Linked DNA regions of Mus musculus: region 1 is linked to region 2. A link is a contact called in ENCODE Hi-C data. All regions are on one chromosome and are shown on one strand. Each heading gives the region's core, a stretch centred on a gene start or an enhancer-like site at or near the end of the contact. The rest is flanking DNA. Distances are from core to core; before and after follow the strand shown.

Evidence for each region. A loop is a pair of places that touch in the nucleus more often than their neighbours do.
Region 1: a map of adrenal gland shows a loop between it and region 2 (2.5-fold over the local background). The contact joins the enhancer-like site here to the promoter of Elavl1 in region 2. A Hi-C loop is called at or near these places in 2 of 37 maps with a recorded cell type or tissue (adrenal gland and heart).

What each region holds. Positions count from the first base shown.
Region 1 is chr8:4,511,015-4,513,923 of GRCm38, reverse strand. All of the region lies in intron 1 of Cers4 (ceramide synthase 4), which reads right to left. Among named protein-coding and RNA genes, the nearest start is that of Cers4, 19 kb to the right of the region's middle. Within about 2 kb of position 1,588, at least 1 of the 3 ENCODE cell types and tissues checked has a DNase peak (open chromatin) inside an H3K27ac peak, as active enhancers do; it is heart, where a contact is called at or near this core.
Region 2 is chr8:4,323,805-4,326,704 of GRCm38, reverse strand. Elavl1 (ELAV (embryonic lethal, abnormal vision)-like 1 (Hu antigen R)) reads left to right here and starts at 1,605. Exons shown (of 6, transcript NM_010485.3): 1 at 1,605-1,819. It also overlaps a transcript of Ccl25 not described here.

The DNA.
Region 1 (2,909 bases), core at 339-2,838, 190 kb before region 2:
TAAGATGAAGGGCTTCAGGGTTCCTCAGTTTCCATTTTCTCCTTTGAAACTCAGCTCCATATCCTCACATCTCATATATCCAGTCTGAAATATGAGTACAACAGATATGTACTTTACTGGGGAATGGAGTGGAGGTGAGAACAGGAGGTTCCATCCTGGCTGGTTTAATTCCTGGCTCAGTCATTTACCAGTTATGTAACCTTGGGAGCAGATGCCTTGCTCTCTCTGTGACTCAGTTTTCCCATCTGTAACTGGGATCCACAATAGTTCATTCCTAATAAGTGGCTGGAAATGACGCCTACAGCCGTGTGAGAACAGTGCCAGTAATGATTTGGGGGAGGGAAGTGGTCCGAGAAAGACTGAGGGGTCACTGGTATGTGGCAGCTTCTGGATGATGCTTTGTGTGGTGAGTGGTTTATGCGTACATGGGCAAGTCCACGAGCTCTGCATGTACATGTGGAGCCCAGAGGTAGACCCTAGGTATCTTCCTAAATTGTTTCCCACTTTATTTTTTTGAGCCAGGTTCTCTCACTGTACCTATAGTTTACAAGCTGGCTGGAATGCCCAGTGAGTACCCAGGATCCCCCTGTCTCTAATCCCCAGCACTGGAATCAGAAGCATTTCTGTGAGTGTCTTCTTGCTTGCAGAGCAAAGGTGCCACGAGGCAGTGGGTGCTTTTCTTCTTCATGCTCCACTCCTCAGGTCCCCACACTCCCAGTTCTGAGAGTGGAACCCAGAACCAGGCTAGGCAAATGCTCTCCAATAACACATACACCCAGCCCCACACTGGTAGATTCTAGACAGACAATCTACTTTTGAGCCACAACCCCAGTCCTATGATGGCACTCTACCACGAAGACATGACCCTTGCCCCTCACTGGGGGATTCTAGAAAGGGTCTTTTCCACTGAGTCACACTCCCAGATCCACAATGGTAGATTCTAAGCCTGTGCTCTACTGCTGAACCATCCCCCCTCCCAGCCTCTTATTAAGAGGAGCCTAGGGAGGTCCAGCCCTCCTGGTGGGTTCTAGGTAAGGATGCGCCATACAATTCCAGCTCCTTACTGGAAGATGCTAGAAATATATTGCGTCTGCAGTGCCGGGATAGGTCCCATGGCCCGTCAGATGCTAGCCAAGCACTCACCAGTGAGCCACCCCCACCACATCCCCCAGCACCTGGTTTTCAAAGTCAGGGTCTCCCAGAATATCCTGGCATTCAAAATCCTCCTGCCTCTGCCTCCCCAGTTCTGGGATGGAAAATGTGCATCACCACCAGTTTTCTAGGTGATTCCTAGGCAGTTCTCAGCCTGGAAACCCTCCTGACCTCTATTGTCCTTCCCTTAAATTCTATGCCTTGTGCTCAAGTTGGGTTAGGCCAGAGCAGCCTACAGGGCAATGAATGTGAGCGAGGTCAAGCAAAGAGTCAGTGTAGGTTGCTGCGCCAACATGTCCGGTCTCGACCTTTATTATCCTCAAGGCCCTCCTACCCCTGTGTTTCTCCCTTCTCCCTCAGCTTGCCAGCTCTTTGAAGCCCGGCTGGCTCCTCTCCCAGCCAGGCCCCTCCACCTGGAACTCAGCTGATAATCCCTCTTACTGACTAAAAATATCCCTCGAGGAGAGAGACCAGGGCTTTGTGCTAAGGGGCCCAGCATAGGGACCAGCTAAGCTGAAGGGAAGAGAGAGGCAGGGAGGAAGGGAGAAAAGAAAGGCGAGGGGAGTGGAGAAAGAGCTAAATATCCTACCCTGCCCTGCCTACGGTGGGGGTTGGGGACTGCTGTGTGTTTAAGTTTGATCCTAGCTGTTCGGAAAGTCCTGTTGTAACCAGCCTAACAGGGATAAACTCACTCTAAACAAACACTTTGGGCCCCTCACTTTGGCTATCAGAGTATTGAAACAATGAGCCCCAAGAAACTGGAATTTCCCCCCACCCTCAACCCCAGCCCCAACCCCCAGGAATCTCCAGCTGGGAGAGAAGAAAGTCTAAAGCCTGGGCCAACAGAGGAGAACTTTCTCCAGGAATGAGGTTTACACTTTGCCAACAACTTGTCAGACCACCTCGCTGAAGACAGGAAACCCAGACAGCACTGGACGGGACCACACCTTGACTGAGATGGCTTAGACATCCATAATTCTGGCCTCTACTTAACTCTTCACCTCCCTTTAGGACCCCAAACACAGTTTTGGGAGAGTCTCTAAATTTCTTTGTCCCACTTCACAATGTAGCCACACTGAGTAAATCTGCTTTTCACTGTTAATTTGGCTGTTCTAATTGACATATGGGGAATAAGTTGCCAATTCTGGCTTGTTGGAGCACAGGCTGTCACCACAAATCCTATCACACCAGTACCCCTCATCAACCACCAGAACTTTGCAGGGAGCAGGAACTGCTTTGTTTTGTTTTCTGTCTTTCTGAAAACAAGATTATGGGAAAGTAAATCAATCAAGACCTCCCTGACACATTTCCTGGGGAGGCCCATTCCTGCCTGGGCTCACCTGATTCCTGCAGGTAGAGGCCTAGAACTAAACACATCAGGGGCTCTACAAGATGAGGGGAGTGTTTTCAGATTGCTAAAGCCAGTCCTGCACTGGACTCCTAGCTGTCCTTTCCAAGTGACCCTGGCTCCCCCCAGGGCAACCAGCAAGTGCTGATGACCAGACAGACTGAAGGTCCAGAATACATCTCACAAAGATCTCAAGGAAGGCCCTAAGTCTAAGACTCTGCCTTGCCCCACCCCCTCAGAGGTTGCCATGTTTCTGCCCTCCACACTTGAACCCTGATCACCCCCTCCCAATTCAATTCTCAATGAGGCAGCTTGTTGAGTACTTTACCCAGGACCTCGGTAAGTGGGAGCGCTTGTCCCCAACCTTCCTCTAGGTGGAGGAGAGAGCCAACTACTTACTGCAAGTTGT
Region 2 (2,900 bases), core at 356-2,855:
CTGCCTTAGAGAGAAGTTGTGCCTCTCCCTGTAGAGACTTGATATGCCAAGGTGAGGGGCTCCACCCTCTCAGAGGAGAAGGAGAAGGGGACCAGGAGTGGGGGCAGCAATTGGGATGTTAAGTGAATAAATATTTTTTTTTTTACAAAGGACATCGCAGGCTATAAAGATGACTCAGCTGAACAGACATTGGTTGCTGAGTGTAAACCTGAGTTCAACCCCCATATCTCTTATGACGGAAGAACTGACGCCTCCAAGTAACCCTTTGACTCTCACATAGATGGTCACACAAACACATGCATATTATAATATATACATATTATACACATATACACAAACACCATCCTTTAAAAACACGTACATACATACAAACAAATACATACATAATATAAAAATTTTGAATATAACTTTTTTTCAAATCCTGTAGAACTACTTTTAAAAGGTTACCTACACGCAGCGGCTGTGTTGCAGGCCTGTAATCCTAGAACTTGGGAGATGAAAGCAAAAGGATCATTTCACTGACATCCTTCGTTACACAGAAAGTTTAAGGCCAACCTGGATCATATGAAACATCACCCTAAACCCCAGCAATCAGGAAACAGAGGCAGGCAGATCTCTATGAGGCAATGGTCAGCGTGATTTATAAGTTCCAAGCCAGGACTACTTAGGAAGATCCCGACTAAAAGAAAACAAACACGCTAAAAAACGGTGGACAGAGGTAGAGACAATAGAGAAGTTTTCAATCAAACAGGGTGGCATATACGTTTCTGATAGCACTAGTCCAGAACAGCAGCCTCCAAAAGGCACAGGCAGTTGTTTTTCTGGTCACTGCCCGACTGCCTGGCACATAGTAGGCATTTTAAATTTCGAAGGAAGTGGGGCTGGAAAGATGGCTCAGCAATTAAGATCACTGGCTGCTTTTACAGAAGACATGGGTTCAGTAGTCGGCTCCCAAACGCAGTTAACAATAGTCCCCCGGAGGATCCGACCTTCTCTCTGACTCCCATCTGCACTACACGCATATGGTGCACAGGGTTAACATACATGCAGGCTGAACACCCATGCATACACACTAAGAAAAATCTTAAAACCAAGAAATTTTAACTTTAGATTCCCAGAGGCTGACCATGCTGACCACATCCTTTAACCCGCTTCACCAGATAACAAAACTGAGGCCCGGCTCAGTGACGTCAGCCGGTGCTCAACTGCAGGCAGACCGGAAATGTCCGGGCCGGGATTCGAATCGGGGATCCTGTCCTCCTAGCGAGGGCTCCCGATGACCAACTTGCTTTCTCTGGACGTAAGCGGCTGCACAGCCCGCATTGTGAGGATCACACGACGTGCGTTCTATAAAGAGCGCCACTCTTTGGCCTCGACGTCCAGACGGCGTCCACTGCGGGCCAGGCTCCAACTCACCCTCTCCGCGGCCATCGCCAGCCACTTCGCGACTCCACTGGGCGCCTTGGTCCACCGCGGACGACGCCGACAGGAAGTCCCGCCTACGCCGCGCGCACCCGCGTACCGCGACAGCCATGCCAACCAATGAGCGTCGCTTCTTCAAAGACACTGACCAATAGCAGAGCGCGCTGAGCAGGGGGCGTGTCTGGGCCGCGGGGCCGGGGAGCGGGTCGTGCGCGCTGAGGAGGAGCCGCAGCCGTCGCCGTCGCCGTCGCCGTCGCCGTCGCCGTCGCCGCTACCGCTACCGCTACCGCTCTGCCGCCGCCGCCGCCGCCGCCACCGCTGCCGAGGCCGTGCGGAGCCGTTATCGCCGCGCCGCCCGCCCCGGAGCAGAGTCCCGGGCCTTCCCGCCCGTGTTCAGGTGAGGCCGGAGGCTTCGGCGACTTCCGAAAGAGTAGGCCGCGCTAGGGCCTGAGCTCGCCTAGCCCCACGGGCGTCCGCCGGGCCTGCACCGGCCGAAGGCCCCAGGCCGCGGTAGGCCTGGGTATGGAGACGCGCGTGTGGGCCGCGGCTGGGCGAATGGGAACCGACTCTGTTTGATTCAGGTTGGCGACAAGCCTCCGCCGGGCCAGATTCCTCTGGGCTCCCGCGAGAGAGGCGGGAGAAGGACACAGCGTGGGCACGCGCTTTGGGGGGCCGGGCTCCGAGGCTTGGGGGGCCCCGGATAGTTGATCTCGGAGGCCCGGTGATCCGGGGGTGGAAGAGTGGAGCGAGGACCTTGGGCGCCAGAGGTCATGGCCCACAGACTTGCTCCCTCGGGAAATCCCATAGATTTCTTTTGTGGACGATTTTCTGGACACACCGCGACGAATCATGAGGTCCTTTTAGAAGTGTGCAAACCTTTCGTCTGTGTGTAGAAGTCTAGAAGAGAAAGGGGAAATTTTTTCTTTGATCGCCATCTCTAACAAAGCTGTTTTAGGGACGTTTTCATTTGTAAAATAACGTGTAAATATTAAAAAGGCAATTGCACGCTGTTGAACAATGGGTAGTGATGATGGATCTTCCCTTTCTCTTGTCTTCTGCTGCTAAAGCATGCCAAAATGGGTTTGACGCCTACTATGTGGAGAGCAGGTGGAGAACTTTTTTGCACTAGACAGAGCTTCCATTATCGGAAGTGTCCATGTGGGACACCGCTGGCCAGAGCTCTAGAAGAGGCAAGATCGGATGTTAAAGCTTTCTTAACCTCCTTGTTACAGGCAGTTAGAGTCAGATAATGGTTGGTTGGGAGGGCCTGGCTGCCCTATGCATTGCAGAAAGTTGGATAGCATGCCTGGCTTCTTCTGCCTACTGAGTATTAGCATCTCTGCCTCCTACTTCTTCCAGTTGTGAGTACCAAAAACACATTGAGGCGTTGCTAGGGTTCTTTCTCTCGTTTTTTTCCCTCCACCAAAACACATACACAGAGAGGTGAGAAATCTTTAAGCAGTCTTCCTGGAAAAGTT